Regions from separate parts of the Homo sapiens genome. Here region 1 is linked to region 2. The links are chromatin loops, found by intact Hi-C in ENCODE. Cell type or tissue: K562. All regions are shown on one strand. Links, peaks and the distances in the headings refer to the core of each region. The heading gives the core; the rest is flanking DNA. Region 1 holds the start of LOC105370564 (a long non-coding RNA gene). Region 2 overlaps LIN52 (lin-52 DREAM MuvB core complex component).

Evidence for each region. A loop is a pair of places that touch in the nucleus more often than their neighbours do. Peaks named below come from ENCODE experiments on the same cell type or tissue, not always from the same donor. Only the 100,000 strongest peaks of a DNase experiment are listed, where the experiment ranks them.
Region 1: a loop joins it to region 2, with 2.6 times the contacts of the local background. A loop is called at or near these places in 3 of 110 quality-filtered maps.

The regions. Positions count from the first base shown.
Region 1 is chr14:74,209,927-74,226,302 of GRCh38, forward strand. It overlaps LOC105370564 (a long non-coding RNA gene), which reads right to left and starts at 7,838. Exons shown (of 3, transcript XR_944025.3): 1 at 7,654-7,838; 2 at 4,720-4,831. In K562, for the core only: a CTCF peak has its summit at 7,901 (motif pointing right); a DNase peak (open chromatin) is centred at 7,895; H3K4me3 peaks cover 500 bases; H3K27me3 peaks cover 3,505 bases.
Region 2 is chr14:74,103,950-74,120,325 of GRCh38, forward strand. All of the region lies in intron 5 of LIN52 (lin-52 DREAM MuvB core complex component), which reads left to right. The region is part of intron 1 of LOC105370563 (a long non-coding RNA gene); the gene reads right to left. Among named protein-coding and RNA genes, the nearest start is that of LIN52, 27 kb to the left of the region's middle. In K562, for the core only: a CTCF peak has its summit at 7,835 (motif pointing right); a DNase peak (open chromatin) is centred at 7,852.

The DNA of each region.
Region 1 (16,376 bases), core at 3,698-11,697, 110 kb after region 2:
AGCTCATGGGTGCTGAATAAATCCTTGTTTGATGGATTAATGTGTTAGAAAATTCTTTTCATATAAATAATTTTATTCTTACCTAACTCAGATCTACTTTAAATGAAATCACTTTCTTCAAAATAAAACAAAAACAAGTAAAATCCTTATATCACAAGAGTGTTTTGAAGACAAAATATTCTGCCTTGAGTCTATGTTAACACCATGTGCTGTCTGGTGAAATTTTAGGCCAGAGGAAATCCCAGCCTGATGATTAAGAGCTCACTTTTGGGGCCGGGCACGGTGGCTCATGCCTGTAATCCCAGCACTTTGGGAGGCTGAGGTGGGTGGATCACAAGGTCAGGAGATCGAGACCATCCTGGCTAACACAGTGAAACCCCGTCTCTACTAAAAATACAAAAAATTAGCCGGGCGTGGTGGCAGGCACCTGTAGTCCCAGCTACTCGGGAGGCTGAGGCAGGAGAATGACGTGAACCCGGGAGACGGAGCTTGTAATGAGCTGAGATCGCACCACTGCACTCCAGCCTGGGTGACAGAGCGAGACTCCATCTCAAAAACAAAAACAAAAAACAAAAAAAAAGCTCCATTTTTGAGTCCAGTCGGGTTTGAATTGGGGTGACTAGCCGTCTGATTTGCTTGGAACTCAGGGGTTTCCTGGGAGGAATAACAGTCTTGACCATGTGACCGTTGATCACTCTAGTTTTAATGTGGTTTCTGCTACTTAATAGCTTTGGGGTGTGGCCTTGGATAGGATTGTTACCCTTATTGAACTTAGTTTCCTTTTCCGTTAAAGGGGGAAAATAACTACTTCACCAGGTTGTCGAAAGGATCAAGTGTCCCAGATGCGTTGGTTCACACCAGTAATCCCGGCATGTTGGGAGGCTGAGGCAGGAGGATTACTTGAGTCCAGGAGCTAGAGACTAGCTTGGGCAACATAGTGAGACCCCATCTCTACAAAAAAAATGTTTTTAATTAAATAAAATTAGCCAGCGCAGTGGTACATCCCTGTAGTCCCTGCTGCTCAGGAGGCAGTGCCGGAAGGATGGCTTGAGCCCAGGAGTTCAAGGCTGCAGTGAGCTATGGTGGCAGCATTGCACTCCAGCCTGGGCCACAGAGTGAGACGCTGTCAAAAAAAAAGACAGGGGGTGGCAAGCATGATGCTCACACCTGTAATCCCATTACCTTGGGAAGTTGAGGCAGGAGGATCACTTGGGGCCAGGAGTTCAAGACCAGCCTGGGCAATATAGTGAAACCTCATCTCTCCAAAATTAAATTAGTCAGGCATGGTGGTGCACACCTGTAGTCCCAGCTACTTGGGAGGCAGAGGCAGGAGAACCACTTGAACCCAGGAGTTTGAGGCTGCAGAAAGTCATGATTGTGCTACTGCACTCCAGCCTGGGCAACAGAGTGAGACTGTCTCAAAAAAAAAAAAAAAAAAAAGAATTCAAAGAATATACCTTTGCCTATTCCACTTATACCCAACAAAAATGAGTTGACACCAAAAGACACGTGTGAAAACAATAGCAACTTTATTCATTCAAGTAAAAAACTGGGGAACAAAGGCCATCAGCAGGAGAATGGATAGATTGTATATTCTATGTGGAATGCCAACTGGCAATAAAGAATGAACAAACTACCATGCCGCTTCACACAGTAATATGGATGAATCTCCCAAACACGAATGAAGGGCACATACCGTATGACTCCATCTGTATGAAATTCTAGAACAGGCAGAACTAATCTATGTGATAGAAGTCTAAATAGTAGTAACCTTGGAGGTATTAACTGAAAAGGGGCCCGGGGAGCCTTCTGGGGTTTTGGAAATATTCTCTGTCTTGATCTGAGTGCTGGTTAACACAGGAGGGTATGTGTGTAAACATTCATCGAGCTGTGCAGTTAGTGGCTGCACACTTTAGGTAAGCTGTGCCTTAAAAGAAATTAAGGTTCTCTGAGCCTCTAGAGGGAAGTGTTGATGAAAGCTGATGGTTTTTATGTTTCAAACCACCCCATGGAAGCTATTTGGGGCAATAGCATAGGGGAATCTAGAGGATCCCAGACTCACCCTGGGTTCAAAGCTATGAAGTCAGAAAGAAGGACAGAAGATGGTCAACATGTCCCTTTGGCAGCTGCCACTCATGCTCCACCAGTGACTGAGCATAAGGGCTGGAGGGCCCTGTCCTGTGCCCTCACTCACCGTGACCTCAATGTGGGGGAGGGCTGTCAGTCAAACTCCAAGCCCAGATGCTGCACCCTTGGGCTCTCCTTCGAGGGAGCACCTTTGTCTACCCACCCTTTACTGAGAAATCAGTCCCCAGACTGGGGGCTCCTCAAGAGCGAGGACCAGATGTGTGTTTCTGTTTCTCCAGAGCCTGACCTATCATAGATGTTCATTGTACAGTTGCCAAATGGATGCCTCCAGTGACCTAACTCATCACTTAAATTCTTCCCAGATGGAACTGGCCACTGATCTTAAAGCCAAAGATAGGCTTTTTCACTCATGGATCATTCAGGCACTCCTTCCTAAAATAACTGGGATTCCAAGAGAGCTACCAGCATCTCTGACATGCTTCCGATCAGTGCAATTCTGATTCTGTTAGAAAGGATCTTCAGGCCGGGCGCAGTGGCTCACACCTGTGATCCCAGCACTTTGGGAGACTGAGGCGGGCAGATTACCTGCGGTTGGGAGTTTGAGACTAGCCTTTATTTTTAAAATAAAATAAAATAAAATAAATTCAGTTTCTTAGTTGCGCTAGGCACATTTTGAGTGCTCAGTAGCCACTTATGGCTACTGACTACCACTGTATTCGACAGTGCAGAACTGCATGCATTTCCATCATCATAGAAAGTTCCAGTGGACAATGATGGATTCCAGGTGATCCTCTTGGAGCCTGTAGCGGAGGGGAGGAAGGAAATAGGTGGGTAGGACTGGGCCCCCACCCCCAGTTCAACCAGAGGCACTTTGCCTATAAATTCAGATTTCAAGTTAGATTTCATTTGGGAAAAAAAAGTATGACTTTTTAAATACTTTTTGAAAAGGTAGTAAATACAAACTATATTTAAAATGAACAGATTATGAAAAAATACATCTTCTTGCCATCCCATAACCCTCAGACCACTAGTTAACAGCTTGTGGAAACTACACCTGTTCTGCAGCTTGCTTTTTTTTTTATCTTGGATCTTGTTCATATTGGTACCTAGAGATGTAACAGCTACATACTATTCCACTATATGGATGTGCCTTCAGTTACCTAGCCAGGCCCTGTGATGGACATTCAGGTCATTTCCTGTCTTCTGCTACTACGAACTATGTGGTGATGAGCAGATACCCTTGTGTTTAGGTATCTGTGGATATATCACTAGCAGGGGAATTGCTGGGTCAAAGACCACATGCATTTTAAACTTTAATATATATTGCTGAATTGCATGCCCCGTGCCCAAAAGAGATGGCAACAACAAGAAGGTCTTTTCCCCACACCTTCCACCAGGCCACTGTGATCAGGCCTGCAGGTGTCCTGCAGGGTAACGGTGGCTTATCTTGGGAGGGGGTTGCCATTGCCTCCCCACAGCACTGGGGCCCATTCCACCCAATCACTCTCTCTTCTTGTCACTCCTTCCTGCCACCAAGAATAGTTAACTTTTTATTTTAAAAAATTTTAATGGACTAGTTAACATTTGATTGAGCACTCATCAGGCCCCCGGGTACAAATCCTGCTCAGCCTGACCCTGCTCATTCAATTCACAGATTTGTCCTTTACTTCGGTGCTTCATGGACTCTTCATGACAACCTCCTGAGGCAGGTACCATTATTATTCCCATTCTACAGCGGAGAAGCCTGAGGTTTAGCGATTAAATCACTGGTTCACAGTCACCTAGCTGGTTAGTAGCAGAGCTAGGATCCAGCCCCAGGTCTGTGTCACCTCACAGCCTATGCTTAGTTCCAACAGGCTGCCCCACTCACCTGCTTCCCCTCATCCCTCCTCCCTTCATGGACACCAGCTCTCCCTCCCGCCCTCCGGCCCTGTTAATACCCCACTTCTCTTACGTGTCTTTGCTGAAGTACCCACAAGCCCTCACTCCCTGCCCACTCTCTCCCTCTTAAGGTCAGGGCAGACACCTCCATCCGGACCCTTCCTCCCTCACTGCCTTGGCTTCCTCTACTCTTGGCCTTGGGACTGCCCCACCTGAACTCCTGGGTCGGCCCAGCCCTCCCCTAGGTGATCGCCTCAGCCTACAGGGGCCGGGAGAGCTGGGGAGGGAGAAGCAGCGGCTTGCATCACCTGACCCTACTCAGCCAATTCACGAAGACAAGATGTCAAGTTAATGAGCCTGTGGGCCTCTAATTAGCTGTCAATTACCTCAAATTAATCACCTCCTCGCCTAATTAAGCATTATCGGCAGGTGGGCACAAAGCAGACCATTGTGTGAGAGCCATGAGAAAAGCTGGGCTGGCAAACTTGGTTAGGATCAGCTCTGTGCACTGCGCCCGCCTCCCCACAGCGCTCAGCCATGGGCCCAGCTGAGAGGCCCTGGGGCCCTCTGCCCACCACTGTCCCCAGACACTGGGGTACTTGGGGACCTCCTGGGAAGCTGAGTGGACTGGAAGGGAGGTACAGAGCCTAGAGGCAGGTGAGACAGCTTTGGGGCAGTGGGGCGGTAGGAACTGGAGGCCACGGAGAAGGGCGGAGCTTCAAGGCGTGGTGACCAGCTCCAGGCACTTACTGAGAGCCAAGGCGAGAGCTGGGCAGAGGGGACACCAGGTTGTGGCTGGGCGTCCAGGCCTGTGCGGGCAGGCAGAGCTGGCTTCCAATGCTGGCCTGGCCACTTGTGAGTTCTGTGAACCCAGAAAGAGACAATGTTTTTGAGCCACAGTTTCCATCCCTGGGAAGAAAATTTTTTTTGTTCTAAACACTGTCCTGGGTCTTTGTGAGGGTTCAGTAGGATCATGCTTGTGGAGCACCTGCCACATGGTAAATGTTCAATGTCTTTACTAGTGGCAACAGTGGACATGGGTGGTTTAAGACCCAGGGCCACCTCACCTAACAACTGCTGAAGCTGTATTGTATCCCCAAATTCTGAGCCCCCGGGCCTCAAGCCTGTAGTGCACCCTTGAAAAATGTGAGTGGGCTGGCCAGGCGTGGTGGCTCATGGCTGTAATCCCAGCACTTTGGGAGGCCGAGGCGAGTGGATCACCTGAGATCAGGAGTTCGAGACCAGCCTGGCCAACATGGAGAAACCCTGTTTCTACTAAAAATACAAAAATTAGCCAGGTGGCGGGTGCCTGTAATCCCAGCTACGCAGGACGCTGAGGCAGAAGAATCGCTTGAACCTGGGAAACAGAGGTTGCAGTGAGCTGAGATCGTGCCACTGCACTCCAGCCTGGACAACAGAGTGAGACTGTCTCAAAAAAAAAAAAAAAAAAAACAGGAAAGAGAAAAGAAAAATGTGAATGGGCTGCTAGGACGCACGGTTGCTGGATGCCGGGCTATCTGGCTACCACTTCCTCTCCACTCCCTCCCCATCGCCCAGCACCTTCCAGGGATCAGAGCCCCACTCACAAAGTGCCCTTGGTGCCATATGGAGCTCACCAGATGAGAAGACCACAGTTCTCTAACTAGAGACCAAGAAGAAGAGGGCCCCTTGGGTCTTGGGACTGCAGGGCCTAAAGCAAGGGGGGTCTCCAGGCAGCCCCTGGGCACTGAGTTCATGCCCCCAGCCATGGTCCTGGGAGGCTGAACAGAGTTCCCGCTCTCCTCGGCACAGGGCAGGGTGAGGCTGGGGGCCACCTGGACAGCTCTGCGCTCCCACTGACTGTCAAAGGCCACCACTCCCATGCCAGATCTGTCCCCTCACCCCACCCTAGCCGCCCCTTGTAATCTGTACCCACTACTTCAGCCCTGGCACAGGAAGACCTTTCCCTATCTCCTGTGGTAACAGAGACCCTTAGCCTCGCCGCCATGAAAGCTTGGAAACATCTTTCCTCTCCTTGGTCTCGGTCATTTAGCAAACATTGTACCTTACTAATTAAGCTCACTGTAAAGGGGTGATGGTCAGGTGAACACAAATCATTAATGGATGCTCTGGAGAGACAAAGAACAAAAAAAAGCTAGCACTTATTAAGTGCCTACTGTGTGCTGACAGGAGTGGTAAGAGATTCCGTGAATATGTTACACCTGTATATACTGTTATGTTTAATGAATTATTTATCAAAATAGATAATACATATACACACAATTTTTTAAACTAAAATAAGGGTGTAGAGGAAACCACAGGCTTCCCTCACTCCCCTGCCCTCCAGCCATCTGATTCTGTTTCCCACAACCAACCAGTAACCAGTTTTTCATACACTTTTCCAGAAATTAAAAAATATTTATATGTATATACATATTTCATTTTCACAAGTGAAATAAAACGTACTGTCCATCTTCCTTTTTTAAAAATAATACCGTCAGCCGGGCGCAGTGGCTCATGCCTGTAATCCCAGCACTTTGGGAGGCCAAGGCGGGTGGATCACCTGAGGTCAGGAGTTCGAGACCAGCCTGACCAACATGGAGAAACCCCATCTCTACTAAAAATACAAAATTAGCCTGGCGTGGTGGCACATGCCTGTAATCCCAGCTACTCAGGAAGCTAAGGCAGGAGAATAGCTTGAACCCGGGAGGTGGAGGTTGCAGTGAGCCGAGATTGCGCCATTGCACTCCAGCCTGGGCAACAAAAGCGAAACTCCGTCTAAAAAAAAATAAATAAATACTGTCTTGGAGATTGAATGTGGAATAGCAGCACAGTATTCCACTGCATGAATGTGAACTTTTTTCTTCTCTTTAAAATTACGTAAAAGTTGGCCGGGTGCAGTGGCTCACACCTAGGAGCGTCTGTCCATTAGCTTGTATGTCTGTCCGAATGGAAGTGCCTCCCTGGGCCGGGTGCGGTGGCTTACGCCGGTAATCACAGCACTTTGGGAGGCCAAGGCAGGAGGATCACTTGAGCCCAGGAGGTCGAGGCTGCAGTGAGCTGTGGAGGCACCACTGTACTCCAGCCTGGGTGACAAAGCAAGACCCTGTCTCTAAAAAACGGGGTGATGGGGCTCTTCCGAGTGAAAAGGTGGAACTACTGACCTAGTCCCACCCTGTCAGTTCACCATGAGGAAACAGGCTAGAAAAGGGGTTGACTTGTCCTTAGTCTGGAGCTGCCTTGTCAGGTTCTTCCAGGTACCACTTGATCACGTGGACGGGATGGCATTAGCCGTGCACACTGGGCAAATGCTCCGCCACCCTCCCTGCTCTGCTGGGCTTGGGAGGAGTAAGCGGTGGATGAGATGTCCCTGATGTGTTGGGCCTCCAAGGAGGCCCTTTATTTATTTGTTTGTTTGTTTGTTTGTTTATAGTTGAGTCTCACTCTGTCACTCAGGCTGGAGTGCAGTGGTGCTACCTCAGCTCATTGCAACCTCTGCCTCCCCGATTCAAGCGATTCTCCTGCCTCAGCCTCTCAAGTAGCTGGGATTACAGGCATGCGCCACCACGCCTGGCTAATTTTTTGTTTTTTAGTAGAGACGAGGTTTCACCATGTTGGCCAGGCTGGTCTCCAACTCCTGACCTCAAGTGATCTGCCCGCCTTGGCCTCCCAAAGTGCTGGGATTATAGGCGTGAGCCACCGCACCTGGCCCAAGGAGGCACTTCCATTCGGACAGACATACAAGTGAACGGACGGACGCTCCTAGGATGGGTGCTATGCATTGCTTAAGAAGGGGAACCTTTGAGGACCCTTGAAATCCCTCCCCTCTGATGCCTTGGAGGAAGGCGGACTGGCCCAGATTCCCGGACCGGCAACCGCCACCTGCCTCTCTGGTCTCCTCCCACCCCGAGGGGATCGCGCTCGCGCCGCGCCACTCGCGCGGCCACCGCTAGAGGGAGCCGGGAGCGTCTCCGAAGTCTCCCGCTTGCGGCTTCGCTCAGGCGCTGCCTTTCACCCGCCTCGCAGGGGCTGCGAGGCTCCGACAAGACTGGTCCCTTCTTGTCATTAGGCCCTAGGCCCGCAGCCCTCCGCGGCCCCGACCTCTAGGAGGTGCCCAGCACCAACAGGCCGACCCTATGCTCCCTACCCAGCCCTCCGCTATGAAAACCCTAACGCTGCTCTGCTACTGCCCCCATTTTACCAATTAGGACACAGAGAGGCTGACAGATGTACCTAGGGTCACACAGCGAATGCGTGGCAGAGCCGGAAACCCAGGGGGCCTGGCTCCGAACCCCCATGCCTCAGAGGATCTCAAGCACCTTCTTGTATCTTTCTGTTCAAGGGGAAACCGAGGCACAGAGCAAGTCTAGAGCATACTGTGTGGGTGGCCCAGTCTGCCAAGGACCGACAGGAGGCTAAAGCTAGGCGGCCAGCCCCTAGGCAGATGACCACAGCAGAAAAGCCTGTGGGGAGAAGAGGTGCCAGCCTGCCCCAAGGTGGGGGTGGAGGGGGCTGTTGGTGCCTCCCAGGATGGGTGACAGCTGCAGCCTTGGGTGGGAGGCCAGAGGCCCCACACGATAATAACTTTCACTCACTGCCCAAGAGCTAATCCCATTACTCTGCATGGACCCTCTGGGACCACCTCCCTAACCCCCCTTAATCCCCTGTCTCCCTCTGGGAATGGTCCAAGGGCCTCCCTGCCAGCCCATGCCAGCCCCAGGCACAGGCAGACCTTGCCCCTCAAGCTCTGTCAGACCACCTGTGCCCATGAATGCCCATCGTGCCTGATTCTTGGGGCCCCAAAGGGACAGCCAAGAAGGGTGGAGGTCCAACCTCTCTCACCCACCTTCCCTGCCATCCCTGACCCTGCCTGCCAGTCCCCAAGGCACCTTCCCAAAATAGCCTCCGGCTGGGATCCAGGTTTTCTGAGCCTCGTGTTCCTTTCTAAGCAGGCTTCTGGGGCTTGTTATCGTTTTTGTTGAAGGAATTGGCAGGAGAGAGCTTGGGTCCACAGTATATTCATCTGTAAAATGGACGCAATCGCCCCCAATTTCTATAGTCGTTCCGAGGATACAATGAGACACTATGAGACACGGAGGACACAATGAGACACAAGCCTCCGGAGTGTTATTATCAGTGGTACAGAGCTGTCTTCAGATATGCAAAGGAAGTGGATTTCTTTTGTGTGTTACCAGAAGGAAGCTCCATGGCCAGAAGGCAGATGTTAGAGAGGAAGATTCTGAAAGATACACACTGTCCTATAAGGGTGATAAGAGCCACCATGTACTTGTCTTGGTCTCTTCCTTAGGTGCCAGGCACTTAAGCTTCACAGCACTCTATGAGGTAGATACTGTCATTACCTGCGTTTTGCAGACGTGGGAACTAAGGTTAGGAAACGGCACACAGTGGTGGAGTTGGAATCAAAAACAGCTCTGACTCCAGAATTTTCTGGGGCATTCTGCCTCTCAGGATCTGCTTCTAAAAGGGGGAGCTGATGTCTGAGAGCCACTCCGCCCCCAAAGTAGTGAGCTTCCCATTTGCCAAAAGTGTTCAAGGTGATGCTGAGGGGCCACACCAGGAACCACCGGTCAGGAGCCCTGAGGTCCCATGGCAGCCCCCAATCCTCCCAGCATCCCCAGGCGCGGGTTTCCAGGAGGAGCCAGGCCACTGCCCCCTCCCCAGCCTGGACACAGAGGGGGCTCCGTTTGGCGCCCTGGGCCTCCCTCTCCCCCACCTTCTGCTGCTCCTCATTTACATAAATTATCTCTCTCCAATTATCCATCCAGCTGTCCCAACGGTGATCTGTGAATGAATTAAAAATGGAATATAATTTAATAATGGCTGATTAGAAGGAGATTAGTTGTTATATAAAAATGAAAAGCCAAGAGCCAGCTAGTTGCCCTTAATCTGAGCCAATACCATCGTTATTCCGGAAAGGCCCCCTGGCCACCATCAGGCAAGGCAGACACGGGGACAAAGACTGGGGGAGTGCCAGGTGGGGCTAGACCACCCCAGAGAGAAGATAGGGCACTGGGAGGCTGGAATTTGCAGCATCTCTGAGCTGTGGGGCGTGGGCATCTCCTGTGGCTTCCTTCAAAACAGGTTTGGGTGGCTTCTGGGGTCCCTTTTTGCTCTAAATTCTAGTCATCCTTGAATCAAACCACTGGGCTTTCCCAAGGCAGCCAATGACTTACACCAGACCCTGCTAGGCATAGGATCTGGGGTTCAGGAGTTTCGTTCCTGCTCAGGCCCCGCCTCTAAGAACACATAGCAGTAGGGAACACAGACTTCCCCTGAGGGGGTCTACCTGTCTAGGACAGGTGGTCAGAGAGGGTCTCAAGCTTGGTTGGTCCAGACGGTCCACGGAGGATGGACTGGCTGAGACAAAGAAGGGTGAGTGTGCCCAGTGGGACCTCTGGGCCATCTGAACCTCAGGTTAATGACTAGATCTAGTGAAGGGGACTAGTGCCTCTCCTCCAGGAAGTCTTCCCTGATCTCCTGGGCTTTGGGGTGTCCCCAGTGTTTCTACGATGCCCTGTGTTTTCTCCATCAGTGCACTGAGCACTGCCGATGGGGTGTTCAGGCCCCCGTTTGTGAGCTCCATGGCTTCTTCATGTCTGTATCACCAGTGTTGGGCACACAGTGGTTGCTCTACCACATCATTGAACAAATAAAGACACCACCTCCAAAAAGCCTCTGTGATTGCCCTAGTGTAGGTTATGCGCTCCTTTCTTTGCTCCCCAAACACACTGTGATTATGCCTTTAAAAATAAGGCAAGTCATTGCTGTGGAGAATATAGAGAAGGACAAAATTTTAGGTAAAGGTGGATAGATGGAGACAGAACAAAGTGGTTAAGAGGAGCAGTTTGGAGTCAGACTGCCTGCGTATGCATCCCAGGTCCACCTCTTATTGCTGTATGACCTGGGTGGGGCATGTTACTAATTTCTCTGTGCCTCAGTTTCCTCATCTATACAATGGGTGTATATAATAATAGTACCTACTCCATAGGATTTTGTGAGAATTAAATGGAAGCACTTGTGGCTCTTATAATGCTTGTCACACCGAGAGCCTCTCATCTCTGTTGATGGTGCTGGCTGGACAGTGGGCCTGCGCAAAGCCATCCCAACATCCCTGGCTGCTACTTTTACACTGCAGGGCCCACAGGGACACAACACTGTGGCGGGACCAGAATGTTTCACCAACCTCGGGCCTTCCTGAAGAGGCTCACAGCTCATGACATGCCCATGAGAGGGGTCTGAGCCCCGGGGCTCAGGTCTGGGCAGCGAGGCCTGTGTGACTGACATAAGAGGATGTCTGCTAGGCCTGAGCTTGCAGAAAAGGAATGAAAGGGCCGGGTGGCCAGAGGAGTTGGGCATGCAGACCAGGAAGGGAAGGCTGAAGAGCTCTCTGCAGCCGCTGACTCAGGCCTCAGGGGCCATCATGGAGCAGACAGCCAAGGAAATATTGTCCACAGTACCAGAGGCTGGGAATGAACAGGGTGGGCACCAGAGGAGGCTGATTCTCTCAAAATGAGAGGCAGTACAGATTGTGCACAGCAAGTGTTTGTTGATTGGCTAACTGAGCTGCACCGGATTTTTCTAAACTTTCTTAGTCAAGAAAATCTTGATTTCTTATGTTTGTAGAAGGGCCTGGGAATCCGCACATTTGACAAGAGCCCCCGGTGAGTCTCAAGAACAGGAGGTTTTGACCCCAAACTCCATCTGTCCCTCAGTCACTGCTGCAGTGCCCTCTGGCAGTGGGGGCTGACTGGTGACCCCCACCTTGCCCACTACCCTCTGACACTCACTCCCATCTCCACAGCCTCAGCTTCAGTCACTCCCAGGACAATCTCCCTGGTGAAGCCTGAGCACATCGGTCCATATTGCAGCCGGGGGAGGCCTCCCAGACCAGCCCAGGCTGTGGGATAATTTGATATTCAAATCCTGGCAAAGACCTGCTTCAAATTGCTGCAAATTAAGCTGATTTTGCCCCTCTGAATGAGGGATTTGCTCCTGTGGATCAACCCTCTTCCCAGGACTTGATGAGGTCAGGATTAGAGACGGGGAGAAAAAGCCTGAGGCCGGAGGCCGGAGAGCTGGAGAGCTGAGGGGCGGGGGGAAGCCGAGACCCTGGAGTTAGTGAAGGTTCCCAGGGTCTCAAAAGGCAGCTCTACCCAGTGATAGCAGAGCCTCTGAGGCCCAAATGGGTCAGCCCCACTCCTCCATCCCCCCAGGAGAGCACAGCTCTGTACTGTTCCCAAAGCAGTTTGTGGACCTCATCCAATCTTTCCAAGCACCTGTGACCCAGGGCGGAACCGATCACCCCCATTTTACTGATGAAAGGGGAGATGAGGCTTTATTGGCAAAGACAATCTGGACTCAACCACTGCCACCGACTTGCTACGTGACCTTGAGCAAGTGACCTCTCTCTGAGCCTCCTTGTAAGGATGACTGGCGATGCATACACAGTGCCAGGCACATAGCAAGCCCTCCATAGCATGGGCCAAGTTCCTAGCCAAAGCCCTGAAGCTAGAAAATAGCTGAATGGAGAACGTGGGGCTCTCTGGACCTCAGGAAGAGTCAGTCCCCTGCCTTCACCTGGAGGTCTGTGCCTTCTCCCAACTGTACCCCTCCTGATAGGACCTCCCCCATCCCTGGCAGAACCTCATTTCCATCTGTTTTCTCAGGGCCTGTACTGTATATTGCAGCAATTTCAAATGGCACCATTAAAGATTTTATGCTGGAGACGTTAAAATTAAAAAGATCTATGTGCAAAGAGTCACAACGAATTTAATCAACTTGATTTAATAGAAAACAGCAAATGGAATTTATGATGCTCCAAAAGACAAGGGAATTTTTTTTTCAACAAAAAATAATAAAAAGCACTTTGTGGAAAACAGAAAGTGGAGTGGGGTGGGGGTGGGGGCTCCCCATCTGAGAGTTGATCAGAACTTAATCCGCCGTGAACAACCCCAGTCGGGGCTGTTTGCCCACTAATCCCAGCTGCCATTAAAATATTAAAGATAAATCTAATCGTCTCTTTATCCAAAATAAGCGACTTTTGTGTGGGGAGAAAACATCTAACCCTTTGGGAGGAGAATTAGTCCTAATGCATCAAATGGAATTCGGTCCAGGCAGGGGCAGAATAGGGTTTACAGGCAAATGAGATGGTAATAGAAATAAAACCCAGAATAACAAATTAAAAACCCTCATTTACACGAATTAAAACAGCTCACAAAAGAGCCGGAGGCCCAGCCCTGCCCTCCTCGGCCCCAGGCCCATTCCCCCCTCCCCTGGTCTCACCCACCCGCAGGCCCCAGAGGAGCCAAGGCCTGACCTCATCCTTGCAACTTCTGCCCCACACCCTCCTGGATACTTACAGAAAAATGCACCCAACATCCGCTCTCCAAGACCAGGCGCAGGCTGGGTTTCTGAAGGCTCTCACTGAGTCTTCATTCATCTCCCCATCTCTCCTGCACCAGCTTTGGGGTCAGAAAGAACTTCATGCTTGTCCCAGTGCCCTCCCCTACTATGTGAGGTCTTGATTTGTTTCTATTTATTTATTTAAAATATATTTTTTAGAGACAGGGCCTCACTCTGTTGCCCAGGTTGGAGTGCAGTGACTCAATCACAGCTCACTGAAGCCTCAAACTCCTGGGCTTAAGTGATCTTCCTGCCTCAACCTCCTGAGTAGCTGGCACTACAGGTGTGCACCACCATGCCTTTCTATTTTTTTTTTTTTTTGGTAGAGATGGGATCTTGCTATGTTGCCCAGGCTAGTCTCAAACTCCTGGGCTCAAGTGATCCACTGGCCTCAGCCTCCTAGAGTGCTGGGATTAGAGGCTAGAGGTGTAAGCGACCACGCCTGGCCCTAGTTTTGTTTCTTAAAACCCCTGAGCCCCTATTACTTGGGGAAAATGAGGATAATAACGGCTCCTGTGCTCACACAGCCCTTCTCCCCAGCCTTGACCCCTGCTGCTGCTCCCTGGCCTGGCTCCACAGAATTTGATGAGGCAGCAGCATATGGAAGGCCCAGCACTGTGTCTGATCCACGGGGACCGCTCGATCACAAGCTCTCACAGAAGTCTCCCCCAAAAGGATTCTTAGTCAGCTGGGAGGAAGGACGCCTAGCAATGGGCCAGCCAGGGGGGCAGAAGGAGCAGGCAGCAGCCAGTTTGAGTAACTACGTGGGGTCACCCACTGGGTTGTCACTCATGGGGGCTGAGGCCAACCCAGATCTTCAGGGTTCTCCCTAAGTGGCCCCTTGCCCCCCAAGGTTGCCTCAAGTTTGGCCCTGTGGCTCCTCCTGTGTACCTTCCCCCGAACTGGGAACCCCTCCCCACCTTCTGCTCAAGGTCTGAATCCCTTCACATGAATATCCTGCTCTCTGCCTTAGTGGCTGGACGCTTCTCAAAGGAGATGCACGCTCCCTCAGGAGGCTCCAGGACCCTCTGCAAGCCATCACAAACTCATGAGGTCTTGGTACAGACAAGTGTGACAAACCCCTTCCTGAGAGCCTGTTTGGCTTGCTGAGGGGAGAGGGTGGGGAGGGGGCCCTTGTGCCCAAGTAACCCCCACCACACACACCCTACTGGAGTCCCCACACCAGGAGGGCCGGAATACACCTCTGACCTCCCCAGCCTTCCTAACAAATCCACTTGAACAGGAAACTCATGTTGACAGCATTCTATTATGGGATATTAAGTGGAATTGGATTGTGGGGCTAAACCTTTCCCTGGCTGGGTTTCTGCATTCGGTTGGCCTCCTCACCTCTGCGCCTACCACAGTCCTTCCCTCCAGCAGGGCTCGACGGGAGGGAGGGGGGTTTCCTGCCCACCTTCGTCAAATTATTCCCCCAGACTCTGTCCCCGACCCTTGGACTATGACAAATGGTGATTCTAGTAGCGATTTTCAAGAGAAAATTGGGCTGTGGCCGTGTGAGAGTGGGTGACCTTCTTCCCAACTTCTTCCCAGGATGGCTAAAAGAAAACACGAGGATGGCCAGGCGCAGTGGCTCACGCCTGTAATCCCAACACTTTGGGAGGCCGAGGCAGGCAGATCACCTGAGGTCAGAAATTCAAGACCAGCCTGGCCAACATGGTGAAGCCTTGTCTCTACTAAAAATACAAAAATTAACTGGGCCTGGTGGCACGTGCCTGTAATCGCAGCTACTTGGAGGCTGAGGTAGGAGAATCACTTGAACCCGGGAGGCGGAGGTTGCAGTGAGCCGAGAGTGCATCACTGGACTCTAACCAGGGTGACAAGAGCAAAACATCAAAAAAAAAAAAAAAAGGAAGGAAGAAAGGAAGAAAGAAAGAAAAGAAAAAGAAAAGAAAAGAAAAAAGAAAAGAAAAAAGAAAAGAAAAAGAAAACATGAGGAGATGGTGGGCAGGGTGGGATTTTTCCAGAGGGGTGTCCTAAGCCTGAGATTTGGTGGAAAAGCGTTGGGAGGAGATGGTCACAGGCAAAGGAGCTGGGGCCTCACTGCTGCAGGCTAGTGATCATTCTAGCTTCATAGTCCAGCCCCACTGCTGCCTCCTCTAGGAAGTTTTCCCTGCATGGCCCATATTAAAAAGGGGAAACTGAGGCATGGTGAAAGCTAAGTTCCCAGGTCACCGGCTAGCAGGTGGTAAATGGGGGACATGAGCCCAGGACCATGTAATTTAAGAGCCAGAGTCATTAACCACTACACCACGCTGCCTTGTGGGTGATCTTTTTATTTTTGGAGACCGAGTTTTGCTCTGTCACCCAGGCTGGAGTGCAATGGCTTGATCTCGGCTCACTGTAACCTCCAACTCCTGGGTTCAAGCGATTCTCCTCCTGAGGAGGAGAATCAGCCTCCCGAGTAGCTGGGACTACAGGCATGCGCCACCACACCAGGCTAATTTTTTGTATTTTTAGTAAAAACGGGGTTTCACCATATTGGCCAGGCTGGTCTCAAATTCCTGACCTCAGGTGATCCACCTGCCTCAGCCTCCCAAAGTGCTGGGATTATAAGCGTGAGCCACTGCGCCCGGCCCTTGTGGGTGATCTTGGCCTGGAGGAGATTGGGGAGAATGAAAGGCTGAAAGACCCAGCACCCACAGTGCGCGGGGGCCTGTCTGCATGCTTCATCGCCATCATGTCCCTGGGTCCTCTCAGTCTCACTGCAGAGCAGGTTTTCAAAAGAGATTCCCATTTTACAGAAGGAAAAACTGAGAATTGAAAAGGTTAAGGGAGCCCTTTCTCCACTTTTGTTCACGTTACAGGCCTTCCTCCGGAGCCCTCTCTTCCTCCCCCTAACACCTTGCCAAGTAATGCCGACCTGTCTTCAGGCTCATAACAGTGTTCTGGGCAGTCTTCCCGGATGCCCGTTTCCTGAGACCTTGGCCCTGGCCCTCCACCCCCACCCTACCAGGCTTCCCATCTTCTCTCCTACCCCAAGTCCC
Region 2 (16,376 bases), core at 4,640-12,639:
GTGCAGTGGCGCGATCTTGGCTCACTGCAACCTCCGCCTCCTGGGTTCAAGCGATTCTCCTGCCTCAGCCTCCCAAGTAGCTGAGATTACAGGCTCATGCCACCATGCCTGGCTAATTTTTGTATTTTTAGTAGAGACGGGGTTTCACCATGTTGGCCAGAATGGTCTCAATCTCCTGACCTCGTGATCCACCTGCCTCAGCATCCCAAAGTGCCAGGATTACAGGAGTGAGCCACTGCGCCCAGCTGGCTACTGTTATTTTTTAAAAATATAACAATAGTTTCATTATTATAACTACAATTTTTTTAACAAACTTGTTAAATATCATCAAATAGCCAATCAGGGTTTAGATTTCTGTAGTTGACTCATAAATGCCTTTATACAGTTCATTTTTTGAGTCTGGATCTAAATAAGGTTCATATACTGTATTTGATATGTCTCTGAAATCTTTTTTAGCCTGTCATACTTCCACCTGCATTTTATTTCCCCTTGTCATTTGTTAAACCTAGTCATTTGTTCTGTAGATTTTTCAAAATCTGGGTTTTGTTGATTACATTCCTGTGGTAGAGCTTAACATGTTCACCTATCCCTTTTTTATCTGCTGATTGTTAGATCTAGAAGCTTGCACAGATACAGGCTTGATTTTTTTTTTTTAATTTTGATAAGAATATTTCACAGTTGGTGTTGGGTACATTATGTGTGCTGGTCTTTCTTTTTGTGATACTAAGATTAATAGTTGATGGATTCTAGATCTAACTATCAGGAAATAAAAAGGGATAGGTGAACATGTTAATTAAGCTCTACCACAGGAATGTAATCAACAAAACCCAGAATTTGAAAAATCTACAGAACAAATGACTAGGCTTAACAAATGATGGGGAAATAAAATGCAGGTGGAACTATGACAATCAGATTTATTCATTGTAATATTCTTCATCAGTCTTATACCTAGAGTAGCAGGCTTTGATCACAGTCTAGATTTACTGTTTTATTATAGGTTGCAAGGTAGTAATATTCTGTCATTTCTCTCATTGACTAGAATTTTTCTAAAAAGGACTGTATCTTATCAACTATTTGGTTACCTCGAAAACTGCTTCTACTGGCATGATGGGATAAATGATTCTTTTTCTTTCTTTATTAGTTTTCAGAATAATGAGTTTGTTCCCTAAGCATCAGTAAAGTTTATTTTAATGACTTTCAATGGAATCAAAAACTTGGTGTGGCATTTGTTATTTTTTTAAATCCACACAATTAAAGCCATTATTACTGCTAACTGTATTTCTAAAAACTTAAGGCTTTGGGGGTGGGGGTTTGAAGTCATTTAATTCGGCCACCTTCAGCACTAAACCAAAACTGTATAAGAGAAATGCTTGTTTCTGCCAAATGAGTCCCATGAGCACAGCTGAGATTGTTCAGAATTATCTTCTACCTCAAAATTTGGTGTTCTTTCAATTTCCATAGCATTGCTTTGCAACTGATTGCCGTTTTCCTTGACCATCGTGAATTTAGCTGACATGAAATAGCTTTAAAATTTAGAATGAGAAACAATTACATTGATGTGTATTGAACTTCTTACATACAGTCTCTCTTTGTTTTATTGTGTGTAGTGTATTTGCATTAAAAACAAGATTTTTTTTTTTTTGTCCTTACAGATTATTCATCTACTCTAGGGGTTGGCTTTTACTTGACACCCTAATCTGGTGTTTCAATGTCTAAATCCTCTTTCCTGCATTAATTGAGAGGATGACATGGGTGAAAAATAAGCAGTAGGAACTGATGAATCCCCAAGGACCAGTGATCCTGTTTTTATGCAAATATCTGCACTGATAAAGATGATGGAAAGAAAAAAAATGCAAAAAATATTTGTCCTCAAAACATGATTGTTTGTCACTTCCCAAGAGCATTGTTAAATGTTAGTATAAAAATTATATGAACCTTCTAGGGCTGATAGTAACTAGGTTGTGTCTTTTGGAAGATGAGTGCTACCCTTTGAATTGGTACATGATTATGCCTCAGATAACCCTTTTGGTGTGCAAATTTTGGAATGCAGTAACTTTTCTTATAGGGATTTATAGTCTCTCAGATGATTGAGGCCTCTTGGCTTGATTTGGGCAGTTAATTTATATGAAATTCCCTTGAAATATATAGAAATATTTAAAAAAGTAAAACTCTGCCTTAGCATATGAAGAATTCCATTTCTATTATTTCCATCTGAGCTCAGAGTCCTCCCTCTTTTACTGGAACTATGTTACAGTCACCTTCTAGCTGGTCCCTCTGCCTCTCAACTAGCCCATTCCAATCTATCTTGTTACTGCTGCCGCATTGTTTTTGTGTTTGTTTTTTTGAGACAAGGTCTCTCATCCAGGCTGGAGTGCCATGGCCTTATCATGGCTCACTGCAGCCTCGAACTCCTGGGCTCAAGAGATCCTCCCACCTCAGCCTCCCAAGTAGCTGGGACTACAGGTGCAGTGCCACCATATCTGGCTAATTTTTTTGATATTTTGTAGAGACGAGGTCTCACTATGTTGCCCAGACTGGTCTTGAACTCCTGGGCTCAACCAGTCCTCCCTCCTTGGCCTCCCAAAGTGCTGAAATTACAGACATGAACCACCATGCCTACCCCAGCCTGATTTATTATTTATTTATTTGTTTATTTTTTGAGGCAGTGCCTTGCTTTGTCTCCCAGGCTGGAATGCAGTGGTGCAGTCTTGGCTCACTGCAACCTCCACCTCCCAGGCTCAAGTGATTCTTATGCTTCAGCCGTCCAAGTAGCTGAGATTACAGGTGTGCACCACCATGCCCAGCGTTTTAAAAATATTTTTAGCAGAGATGGGGTTTCACTATGTTGGCCAGGCTGGTCTCGAACTTCTGTCCTCAAGTGATTTGCCCGCCTGGCCTCCCAAAGTGCTGGGATTACAGGTGTGAGCCACCACGCCCGGCCCCGGCCTGATTTTTTGAAGTACATTTTCTTCTCTTTGTCTTTTGCTCATAAATCATTGGTACTACTTCATTACCCATAGGATAAAATTTAGGCCCCTTAGTGTGGCATTCAAAATCCTTTGCATTCTGACCCTCGCCGGATTACTCTAGCCTTCTTACATCTCCTCTACCAAAACACATGCACTGTCTCTGTCTGAAGCTTCGGGAAATTGTTCTTTTTCTGGGTAGTTGGTGTTTTAGTGATGAGACGTAATATTTGAAGGTCTTATTTCTGGAATGTCTTCTCTTATGACAGTGGATGGTCAACAGCACAGAATAAATACAGTGTGAAACTTGTTGATGATCGCTTGGTTTATCTTCTACTTGAACCCTACTCCATCACTATTATTACATGCTTATGATCCTGATTTAGACCTGTAAGTTTCAATACTACATTGCTTCCTTTATTCCTAAGGTTCATTATCATGAATCCTATTGAATACTAGTTCTCAGCAGTTTTTACCCTCTCTTTCTGGAATACTTCCCCATCTTCTTAGTTCTACTCATGCTATTCCTTTTTCTCGGTAAGCTGTCCTTCTATCAGCTTTCCCTTTTCATCCTTGATTTAGAAAGTGAGTGCTCTCTCTGGCCTCTCAAATTGCCCCTAGAGCAGTTTGTTTGTTTGATTTGTAAGGTGCTTTTACCATTCTTCTTGGAGATTTTTGGTACATGTCTCAGTCCTTGGACTGATTGTAACTTTTTAAGATAAGAATCATATTTTTACTTTTTCAGCCCATAGCCCATAGATTTTTTTCCCCATCTCTGAAGACCACAGACCAGTTAGTAGTCATGCAAATGACCTACTTACTAGCTATCTTTGAAATATTTTTAAATAAAATGTGAAAACTGGGAAAGCAGAGGATTGTATCATTTGAAACTACGGCTAAACCTTGGGACCCTGATACATTTGGTTTTTTTCTCTTTTTTTTGGGTAACAGCTTTATTGAGATGTAATTCACATAGTCTATAATTCCCCATTTATAGTGTGCAATTCAGTGATTTTTGTATATTCAGAATTTTGCAGTCACCACCACAACCAATTTTACAACATTTTCATCACCTGAAAAACCTTGCACCCATTAGCAGTCACTCCCCATTACTTCCCAAACTCCCCAGACCTAGGCTGTTACTTACTGGCTTCATGTCTCTATGGATTTGCCTCGTCTGGACATTGCTTGTAAATGAAATCATATAATATGTGGTTTCTTGTGACTGGATTCTTTCTGTTAAGATAATGTTTTCAGTGTTCAATTATGCTATAGCATGTATCAGTGCTTTCTTTCTTTTTATGGCTGAATAATATTCCATTGTATAGATACGCCACATTGTATTTATCTACCTGGTGATGGGCGTTTGAGTTGTTTTCACTACTTGGCTACTTCAAATAATGCTGCTGTGAACATTCAGGTTCAACCAAAACACACAACTTTTTGGGTAAACATGTTTTCATTTTCTTAGGTTTATAGCTAGAGGTGGAATTCCTGGGTCATGTGGTAACTCTATATCTGATCTATTGAGGAACTGTCAGACTGTTTTCCAAACTAGCTGAACCATTTTGCATTCCCACAAGCAGTGTATAAGGGTTCCAGTTTTCTCACACCCTTGCCAATACTTGTTATTTGTATTTTTTGTTTTTTTAATTATTATCATGTCCATCATAGAGGGTATGAAGTAGTGTCTCATTGTGGTTTGGATTTGCATTTGTCTAGTAATAATGGTGTTTAGCATGTTTTCATGTGCTTATTATATATCTTCTTTGGAGAACTATCAATTCAGATCCTTTGCTTATTTGTAAATTGTATTGTTTGTGTTTTTATTATTGAATTGTAAGACTTCATTATATATTCTAGAAACATATATATGTTATTATCACATATATGACATTATCAGATATATGACTTGCAAAAGTTTTCTCTCATTCTATGGGTTGTCTTTTTACTTTCTTAATGGTGTCCTTTGAATCACAAAGCTTTAAATTTTGATGAAATCCAATTTATCTATTTTGTTGTTGCTTGTGTTTTAGTGTCCTACCTGATAAACCATTGCCTAATCCAGGTTCTCAAAAACTTATGCCTGTGTTTTCTTTTAAGAGTTTTATAATTTTAGATTTAGGTCTTTGATTCATTTTAAGTTAATTTTTATATTTGGTGTGAGATAGGGATCTAAATTAATTCTTTCGCATGTGGATATCCAGTTTTCTTAGCATCGTTTGTTGAAAAGACTATCCTTTTTCTATTGAATTGTCTTGACATCCTTGTAAAAAATCAGTTGGCAGCCAGGCATGGTGGCTCACACCTGTAATCCCAGCACTTTGGGAGGCCAAGGTGGGAGAATTGCTTGAGCCCAGGAGTTTGAGACAAGCCTGGGCAACAAAGTGAGACTCCATCTCTACAAAAAGATTAAAAATTAGCCATACATGGTGATGTGCACCCATAGTCTCACCTACTCAGGAGGCTGAGCCTGGGAGGTTGAGGCTTCAGTGAACCATGATCACACCTCTGCACTCCAGCCTGGGCTATAGAGAGAGACCCTGCCTCAAAACAAAAAAAATTGGTTGGCCGTAAATGTGAAGGTTTATTTCTAGACTCTCATTCTATTCCATTGATGTAATCTCTATCCTTATGCCAGTAATTCACTTTCTTGCTTACTGTAGCTTTGTAGTAAATTTTGAAATTGGGATGTGTGAGCTTTCCAACATCAACAATGTTTTGCAATTTTCAAAGCACAAATATTATACTTCATTTGTTAAATTTTTTCCTAAGTACTTTATTCTTTTTGATGCTATTATAAATGGAATTGTTGTCTTAATTTCATTTTCAGTTTGCTCATTGCTACTACTGAGAAATAGAATTAATTTTTGTATATTGATCCTGTATTCTGCAACTTCGTTGAACTTATTTCTTTAGTTCTAATAATGTTTTAGTAGATTATTTATAATTTTCCATATACAGAATTGTCATTTGCAAAGAGAGACAGTTTTACTTCTTCATTTCCATTCTGACTGCCTTTAAATTAATTCTTTTTCCTAATTGTCCTGGCTAGAAATCCCAGTACAGTGTTGAATAGACGTGGCAGGAGTGGACATCCTTGACTTTTCCTGATCTTTGGGAGAAACCCACAGTGTTAGCTGTGGGCTTTTTGTAGATGTGCTTTAATGTAAATAAGGTAACACTGAATATATTACCTTCTAAAAAAGCTTTGAGGAATTTAGCTTACTTTGATATAAGTAGTTGCTTCTGCTGATTAATCATATAATTCTGTACGTTCATGTAGCAGTTTAATGGGACTGTTATTTGGCTAAATTTTATCACTGTTGTTTTTTAAAAGCAACATTTCACTGTAAAAAGATTGAGAGGGATGCCAAGCGGGGATGATTGCTTGAAGCCAAGTGTTTGTAACCAGCCTGGGCAACAAAACGAAGACTCCATTCTCTAAAAGAAAGACCCCATCTCTAAAAGAAAAAGATTAAGGCCAGTGTGGTGGCTCACGCTTGTAATCCTAGCACTTTGGGAGGCTGAGGTGGGCAGATAACCTGAGGTCAGGAGTTTGAGACCAGCCTGGCCAACATGGTAAAACCTTGTCTCTACAAAAATTAGCTGGGCATGGTGGCGCACGCCCATAGTCCCAGGTACTCAGGAGGCTGAGGCAGGAGAATCGCTTGAACCTGGGAGGCAGAGGTTGCAGTGAGCCGAGATTATGCCACTGCACTCCAGCCTGGGTGACAGAGCGAGACTCCATCTCAAAAAAAAAAGGAGGCCAGGCATGGTGCCTCACGCCTGCAATCCCAGCACTTTGGGATGCCAAGGCAGGCAGATCACGAGGTCAGGAGATCGAGACCATCCTGGCTAACACAGTGAAACCCCGTCTCTACTAAAAATACAAAAAAAGTTAGCCGGGCGTGGTGGTGGGCACCTGTAGTCCCAGCAACTTGGGAGGCTGAGGCAGGAGAATGGCATGAACCTGGGAGGTGGAGCTTGCAGTGAGCCGAGATCGCGCCACTGCACTCCAGCCTGGGTGACAGAGCGAGACTCCGTCTCAAAAAAAAAAAAAAGATTAAGATGTCTCCATTCAAAACTTAATACTTTATCCCATTAATCTACATTGATGAAGTTATCTATACAACTTTACTATTTGGTACTTTATTTGATGGTAGTAACTAAGAAAAACTGCTTTCAAGAAGCAGAAGTTTCCACAGCACTAGCCTGTGGTACTAGACTTCTCCACCCTCTGGGCATGTGATTTGCAAAAAAGTGATCATTTACATTTAGAAGTTGTTTCCCATCTAGATAAAATTCTAAACAGTTCTTTTGATTTGTAATTTTAATATATAAAGGAGGGAAGGGAGAGTATAACTGTGATTCTTACACCTTTTTGTTTTTTTGGAGACAGGGTCTCTGTTGCCCAGGCTAGAGTGCGGTGGTGCAGTCATAGCTCACTGCAGCCTTGACCTCCCAGGTTCAAGCAATCCTCCCAGCCCAGCCTCTCGAGTAGCTGGAACCACAGGACAGTGCCACCATGCCTGACTGATTTTTTTTTTTTTTTAATTTTTATTTTGTAGAGATGGGGTCTCCCTGTGTTGCCCAGGCTGGCCACATCCTCCTAGGCTCAAGCAATCCTCCCGCCTCAGCCTCCCAAAGCACTGGGATTATAGGTGTGAGCCACCATGCCCTGCCCCTGGTATTTATTTATTTATTTATTTATTTATTTATTTATTTATTTATTTTTGTGGGCTGACATCAGAATTATTTGTCTGGCTTCCCTTATTAGGCCAATTAAGTCCTACCTCTCATAGAACTAAATTAATAGTCCTTGACTGAGGAGAAAAATCATCTAGCCTTTAACCTCTAGATGGCAGCATGAGTCTTTCTGTACCACTAACAGAAAGACTACCCACATCTCTTGAACTGGATTTTTGATCTATGTAAAAACTTGTTGTGATTTTTTTTCTTTTTTTCTTTTTTTTTGTTTTGAGATGGAGTTTCGCTCTTGTCGCCCAGGCTGGAGTGCAATGGCGTGATCTCAGCTCACCGCAACCTCCGCCTCCGTGGTTCAAGCTATTCTCCTGCCTCAGCCTCCCGAGTAACTGGGATTACAGGCATACGCCACCACGCCAGGCTAATTTTGTATTTTTAGTAGAGATGGGGTTTCTCCATGTTGGTCAGGCTGGTCTTGAACTCCTGAACTCAGGTGATCCGCCCACCTCGGCCTCCCAAAGTTCTGGGATTACAGGCATGAGCCACAGCACCTGGCCCCTTCTTGTGATTTTTACCAGACTACTTGCCTAGCTTTGTTGATACCTTGTTGATTTTTATTTTTAGCTTTTTGTTTTTCTTTTTTATCTCTTCATCTTTTTTTACATATTTCCTTGTTTGTTTGTTTTTTTTTAAATTTTTTTTTGAGACAGGGTTTCCCTCTGTTGCCCAGGCTGGAGTGTAGCAGCACAATCTCGGCTCACTGCAACCTCTGCCTCCGGTTCAAGCGATTCTCCCACTTAGTAGAAAAAAATTCTAAAAATGTGGTTAATTCAATAGTTTTTATATCTGCATATAAGACCCTAAAAATGGGTTAAGTTCTCTTGTCTCAATACTTTCCCCTACCAGTGACTTATCTTGTATCCTTGGACTCTGTTGGTTTTCATGTGGTATCAGGCAATGCTCTATTACATTAAACAGGAATGTTAGCTAAAGTTGATGAAACTACATTGGACTAATTAGTCCTTCAAGAAAAATTTAATTGTTTTAAAATAAAGCTTTCAAATATTTAGCCATTTTGAATAACAAAAGAATGAAGTGTCCTGTTCAGCAACTGTTTGGGTGACTACTTCATACAAGGCTATGTAGGGGATAGGAAGATAATTACTGCCCTCTTGTAGATTAAAATCTAGTAGGAAAGGAAGATAAGACAACTAAGGTAAATGATTCTTAAAAAAATATAGAGGAGAAAAGCTCTATGAGAGTACAAAGAACTATATGGATGGGGGAGAAGAGGCAATTGCATTAGATTGCTACAGGAGTGGCAGATAAACTTCATTTTATTTAGTTAAGACCTGCCTAGGACCATTGAATTGAGAAAGATTTTGAGAGGGAGCCTAGATTCAGAGAAGGCAATTAGTGATGTCTGTTATAGACAAGGGAAATGAGTATGGTAATATTTGCAATTTCTGGAACATTGGAAATAAACCTGGCCAGGTGCGGTGGCTCACGCCTGTAATCCCAGCACTTTGGAAGGCTGAGTTGGGTGATCACCTGAGGCCAGGAGTTTGAGACCAGCCTGGCCAACATGGTGAAACCCCGCCTCTACTAAAAATACACAAATTAGCCAGGCGTGGTGGCGGGCGCCTGTAATCTCAGCTACCCGGGATGCTGAGGCAGGAGAATGACTTGAATCTGGGAGGCAGAGGTTGCGGTGAACTGAGATGATGCCACTGCATTCCAGCCTGGGCAACAGAGCAAGACTCTGTCTCAAAAAAAAGGAAGGAAGGAAAGAAAGAAAACCTTAAAGAACACAAAGATGGGTAGAAATGGAAAGGGAGCATATTCTAGGTAGAGTGAATGTTAAAGAGTTTGAAAGCAACAGCTCTGCTCAAGGAACGGTGCGAGTGGTTGAATCTAGACCCCAGGTTATGTTAGGTCTCATAATGACTAAGACTAGGAAGGAGATAGAGGGGCCAGACTGAGGAGGGCCTTGAACTCCAGGGGTCAAGGAGTTATTCTCAGTGGTAGTAGGGAGCATGTGAAATGTTCTTTAAAAAGTATCTTAATGCTGTCAAATTAACTGTGTGTGTTGTAGATGGTTTGGGGAGACCCTTTACTAAAAGAGATTTTACTACAATTTTTTTTATTGTAAAAATAAAGAAGAAAGTAAAAAAAAGAAAACCACCAACAAACCATAGCCTTACCACTGAGAGATAACCACTATTAACATTTCATGTGTTTCCTGGCCCCACTTTTAGTCCCTTTATGTGTCTATGTGTGTGTTTATATGTATACTTGCATCCATTCATGTACCATGTACACAGATAATGCTATTTTTCTTTCTTTTCTTTTTTTTTTCTTTTCTTTTCTTTTTTTGAGACAGGGTCTCCCTCTGTCACCCAGGCTGGAGTGCAATGGTGTGATCTTGGCTCACTGCAACCCCTACCTCCCGGGCTCAAGCAAGTCCCCCACCTCAGCTTCCCAAGTAGCTGGGACTACAGGTGTGAGCCACAGCGCCCGGCCAGAAATGCTTTTTTAATATAACTGAGATTAGTGTGTGTGTGTGTGTGTGTGTGTGTGTGTGTGTGTGTAGTTTTAACTTGTGCTTTAAAAAATTTTATTCTATCTTAAGCATTTTCCTGTGTCATTAAAAGTTCTACCACTGAAGATTTTTGAATAGGAAAGATACACACCTTTAGGAGGCATTGGTGCACAGGATAGAGTAGGATGGTAGAGAGAGGAGGCAGGAAGTTACAGTGGGAATCCAGGGTGAAGGATTGAGAGCTTGAATGGATGATGGCAGTGAGAATGGGAAGAAGTGCACTGACAATAGATTTTTCAGATTTGGAATTTTTAGGAGTAGGTAAATGTCTGGATGGGGATGTTACGGGATAAGCTGAAATTAGAGCTTACCATGATGTTTTAGCCTAATTAATGACAGGGAAGTCAGAAGGAGGCTAGATGCCTGCTTAACAACAACAACAACAACAAAAATCACATAATTCTTTTACTTGCTCCTTTGTAGGCAGGCATCTTTATTTTCTTAGAAATAAGTAAATGTCATTTGTAGAGGCTAGAGGTTAGTGTTATTAATAAGATATCTAGTTCAGTCATATTACCTAGGCAACAGGTAATGTTTTAGATAGTGAATGGTGAGTTATTTGATCTCAAAGAAATCAATATGTGAAATAGGATGTACATAACTTCAGAAGTTGACTTGTGAAGTCCCTATTTTCTTTGGCTGGTCATTAGGCTGCTAAGTAGAATGACTGACTTTTGTATGGTTTTCTTCCACAATAGTGCTTTTTCTTTCGGTTCCCTACCTATGAACTTTTCCTGAACTTTCCTACAAGTTTAAAAAGTTGTTATGGCCTCTCTATACAGTAGACATCCAATTCTTTGTTAACTGGAAAAAAGTTTCAGAAGTTTAAATTTGAAGTAACAGGAATTGGTCCAAAATATTTGTTGTTGCTCATGTTTTAAATAAGCGACATTGGATTATATCAGCACTGGGATAATTCCCATTAGGTATTATGACTGCAATTTACATGCAATTGGAAATTAGTGATTGAGAGGGAAACAGATTGCCAAATTATCTTCCAAAAAGGTACTCCCCACTCCATATCCTTGCTAATAACAAGTATTATAATTATTTAAAGTCATTGCCAACTTGATAGGCAAAATATTGTCTTGTTCTAATGTTCATTTCTTCTATTGTGAAGGCGAACTTTTTTTTTCCATGTTTCTTGATCCTATCTGTTGATGAGGGCTGGAAGTTCAAGAAAGTATAAATTTAAATTATTTTAACCTGAAAAATAAAGCCAGAGAACTTGATTGAAAAGCACCCCAAAGACTGTGTTGAAATCTGCATTGCAAATACTGATGGAAACTTATCCTTGTTTTCTTTGTTTTATGCATTACTTTACCATCTTGCCATAGTCATTAGCTTTGCACCTATTTAGGTTACAGCATAAAATCTAGGAACTCCACTTTGAAGGGATCATGGTTATTCTTAATTAGAAATTGTCAATTTAGCCTTAAGTATTTTATTTTTTGAAATGTTTTATGATAATGTGAAGTAAACCATGCCATTATTTCTCATTTTTCCCTTGGTTAACAAATTAGGATATACAAATCTTCAAATTACCTTTAAGGCTTGTAAACATTCAAATCTTTTATCCGTTAGTCAAGTTATTTCATAAACCCAACATTGCCTCTGAAATGGCTTTACACACAAAGAGGATTTTACCATAAAATGCTTGTGGTGTTTCATTCTCTTCTGATTTTTTGTAGGGGAAGGGGGTTGGAGAGTAGGCAGAGTATAAATTAATTTGGATGGTGTTGGTTTCAAAGTAGCATTCCATGTAATTCTGCAGAAAGTGTGATAAATAAGAAAATGGGCCAGGCATGGTGGCTCATGCCATAATCCCAGCACTTTGGGAGGCCAAGGTGGGCAGATCACCTGAGATTGGGAGTTTGAGACCACCCTGGCCAACATGGTGAAACCCTGTCTCTACTAAAAATACAAAAATTAACCGGGTGTGGTGGCACATGCCTGTGGTCTCAGCTACTGGGGAGACTGAGGCATGAGAATCGCTTGAACACAGGAGGTGGAGGTTGTAGTGGGCCAAGATTAAGCCACTGCACTCCAGCCTGGGCAACAGAGTGAGACTCTGTCTCAAAAAATAAAAAATAAAAAAAATACATAATAAAACAAAGTTCAACATTTGGGAAATACCAGGTGAATTATAGTGTTACCCATACAGTAGAATACAATGTGGTCATTAAAAAACATTAAAGGGGCTGGCCACTGTGGCTTACGCCTGTAATCCCAGCACTTTGAGAGGCTGAGGTAGGCGGATCATTTGAGATCAGGAGTTCGAGACCAGCCTGGCCAAGCTGGTGAAACCCCGTCTCTACTAAAAATACAAAAATTAGTCACTCGTAGTGGTGGACACCTGTAATCCCAGCTACTCTGGAGGCTGAAGCAGGAGAATCACTTGAACCTGGGAGGTGGAGCTTGCAGTGAGCTGCCAAGATTGTGCCACTGCACTCCAGCCTGGGTGACAGAGTAAGACTATGTCTCTAAAAAAAAAAAAAAGAAAAGAAAAAAAGCACTAAAGGGCATTTCATGACAGAAAGGTATTCATTATATATAAGGATAATAGCAAGTGACAAAATGCAGAACATACAATTTTACAGCAGGTGTTTTTTTTTTTTTTTCTTTTGAGAGCATGGACATAGACAAATGGCTGGAAGGAAATACACCAGTATGTTTTAATGACTATCTTGAGTGGTTTTTAAAATTTTCTGAATTTTCCAAATTAACAAAAACACATTCTAGTCTGTTGAATAGGAAAAAAATACTACTTAAAAAAATAAGGAAAAGTTGTATGCCATTTTAGAAACAAAATTGTACTTAAATCTCTGAATTTTCTAGGCAGTTAAATTTTTGAGCTCTTCTGTGGACTGTTTCTAAATAAAAATGAGTAGATCCATTAACAATTGATCAGTTTATACAAGTGATAAATAGCAAGGTGAATGTTTCCCATACATATCTCATTTCCCATACTCAGGATGTGCTTGCATAAGTAGGAATTGAGAGCAAAAGAAATGGTAGGCTGTTGGGTCATGGGCAAGAGACGATTTAGTTGGCCAAAGAAGCATATTTTCTTAAGCAAATGTTGGCCAAGATGTTACTTTATGTTTTCGGGCTGTCTTCACTGTAGTTGGAGAACTGTGAACTCTTGGTATTAAGTACTCAGTAGGAGCAAAGAACCATTTGGAATGTCTGTCAATCTTAAATAGAACTGCAGCTGTTTGGCTGAGAGGTGAAATGGACCTGGATTTCTTTTTTTTGGCGGGGGGGCTTTGAAAGTAGTTTTTGTATAACAAAGAGGTGATGAGAACTAAAGTGATTACAAAAGTGTTCATAGGAGTTCAGTTTCTTTCCAGGCTTTGGGTTTAAGAATGACTGTTTCTGCCCATGGGGAAATAAATTGGCATTTTTCTGCTTTCGTTTGTTTTTTAGTTATTGATGTTCTAGAAATTTCAACAAAATAAGGAGTGTTTTTGTATTTCAAATGTAGTGCCCGTTTCTTTATTTCTTTCTGGTACTTTCCACTGGTTTGTGTTGATAATATGATCTGGAAGGTAGCGATAATGCATGGGAATTTATAAATGATCACAAAATACTTTGTCACAGGAAATCTGGAGAAATAATGACTTTGGCATATGTATAAGAGAAGTATCTCTAACTGTTAAGTCTAAACTAAAAGCTTGTTACTTTTCGGTTTGGTATAACCAAAAAAAATTTGAAAAATAAAATAGAAGTAATGATTTGTTTTCTCAGGTGTAGTTGTATTTGACTGACTCTATTGTAGGAGGACACGTTTAAGACTGAATGGTTGGATAACGGTAAAGACGTCCTTTCAATGGAGAGTTGAATCTGATAGGTTGAAGTTTTGGATATTGAATGAAAAGAGAAAAGAGAGCCGGACAAGCTGAAAATTCCTGTAGTTCCAACTACTGGGGAGGCTGAGGTGGGAGGATCACCTGAGCCCAGGAGTTTGAGACTGCAGTGAGCTATGATCATGCCACTGCGTTCCAGTCTGGATGACAGAGTGAGACCCTGTGTCAAAAAATAAGTAAATAAAAAGAGGAAAGAGCTAAAATGAGAATTCAATCTGATTCAGAATATAAAAATATTCTACTGTCCCATCATTTTTTGTTCTTTAATAAGCTTTAACATTGAAGTATAATGTATATAAAGAAAAGCACACAAATTATAATGTACAACTCAATGATTTTCATAAAATTAACACTCCCCTGTAACCGTTGGTCAAAACAGATCAAGATACAGAACGTTGCGCCTGGTGCTGTGGCTCATGCCTGTGATCCCAGCACTTTGGGAGGCTGAGGCTGGCAGATCACTTGAGCTCAGGAATTCCAGACCAGCCTGGGCAACATGATAAAATCCAGTGTCTACAAAAAATACAAAAATTAGCCGGGCCTGCTGGTGTACACCTGTAGTCCCAGCTACTTGGGAGGCTGAGGTGGGAGGATCACCTGAACCTGGGAAGTCAAGGCTGGAGTGAACCAAGATCACACCATTGTACTCCAGCCTGGGTGACAGGAGTGAGACCCTATCTCAAAACAAAACACCTTTCTAGTACATAAATACAAAATCTCCTTTGTGCCCCTTCTAGTCCCTACTTGCCCCTTCCTCTCAAAGCATTACTGTGACTTATACTATCATAGAATAATTTTGTTTATCTTTGAACTTTATGTAAATGGAATAACAAATCACATACTCTTTTGTGTCTGACTTTTGATCAGCGTTTAAATTATGACATCGGCCATATCATTTGGGTTTTCTCCCATTGCTATATAGTATTTCATTGTAAGAAGTTACCACAATTTATTTCCTCGTTCTACTAATGATGGATATTTGGACTATTTCCAGCTTTTGGTTATTACAAATAAATACTGTTAGTATTTTTGATATATATCTTTTTTTGGTACATGGATTTTCTTTCTTTTTTTTTTTTTTTTTTTGAGACAGAGTCTTGCTCTGTTGCCCAGGCTGGAGTGCAGTGGCACCATCTTGGCTCACTGCAAGCTCCGCCTCCTGGGTTCATGCCATTCTCCTGCCTCAGCCTCCCGAATAGCTAGGACTACAGGCGCCCCCCCACCACGCCCAGCTAATTTTTTTTGTATTTTTAGTAGAGACAGGGTTTCACTGTGTTAGCTAGGATGGTCTCGATCTCCTGACCTCGTGATCCGCCCGCCTTGGCCTCCCAAAATGCTGGGATTACAGGCATGAGCCGCCGCACCTGGGCCGTACATGCATTTTCATTGGATATATAACTAGGAAGTGGAATTGCTAGATCATAGGGGTATATGTATATTTAGCTTTAGTAGGTACTTCCAAATATTAATAGTTTTCCAAAGTGGTTATATCAATTTACAAACCTATCAGCAATTTCAGTTGCTCCAAGTCCTTACCAACAGGTGTATTCTCAGTCTTTTAACTTCTAGTCGTTCTAATAAATGGTATCTTAATGTGGTTTTAATTTGCATTTCCTTAATGACTAATGAGGTTGAGCACCTTTTTGTATGTTTATTGGCCATTTGGATAACATCTTTTGTGAAGTCCTTATTAGTGTCTCTTGCCCATTGCCCATCTTTAAAAACTGGATTACTGGATTATTCTTTTTTTTTTTTTTTTTAGATGGAGTTTCACTCTTGTCGCCCAGGCTGGAGTGCAATGGCACGATCTCAGCTCACTGCAATGTCTACCTCCTGGGTTCAAGCGATTCTCCTGCCTCAGCCTCCCAAGTAGCTGGAATTACAGGTGCACGCTACCACGTGTGCCTAATTTTTGTATTTTTAGTAAAGATGGAGTTTCACCATGTTGGCCAGGCTGGTCTCAAACTCATGACCTCGGGTGATCCGCCTGCCTCGGCCTCCCAAAGTGCTGGGATTACAGACATGAGCCACTGAGCCTGGCTTGGATTATCAGTCTTTAAAAAAATGATTTGTAAGTACTGTTTATATATTCTGGATATCCACCCTTTGTCAGTCACATAAATTGCAAATATTCCACTTTGTAGCTTCCCTTTTAATTTTCTTAATGGTATGTTTTAATGAACCAAAGAGTTTTTTCCCCCAACTTTTTATTTGTTGAAATTTGAAATCTTT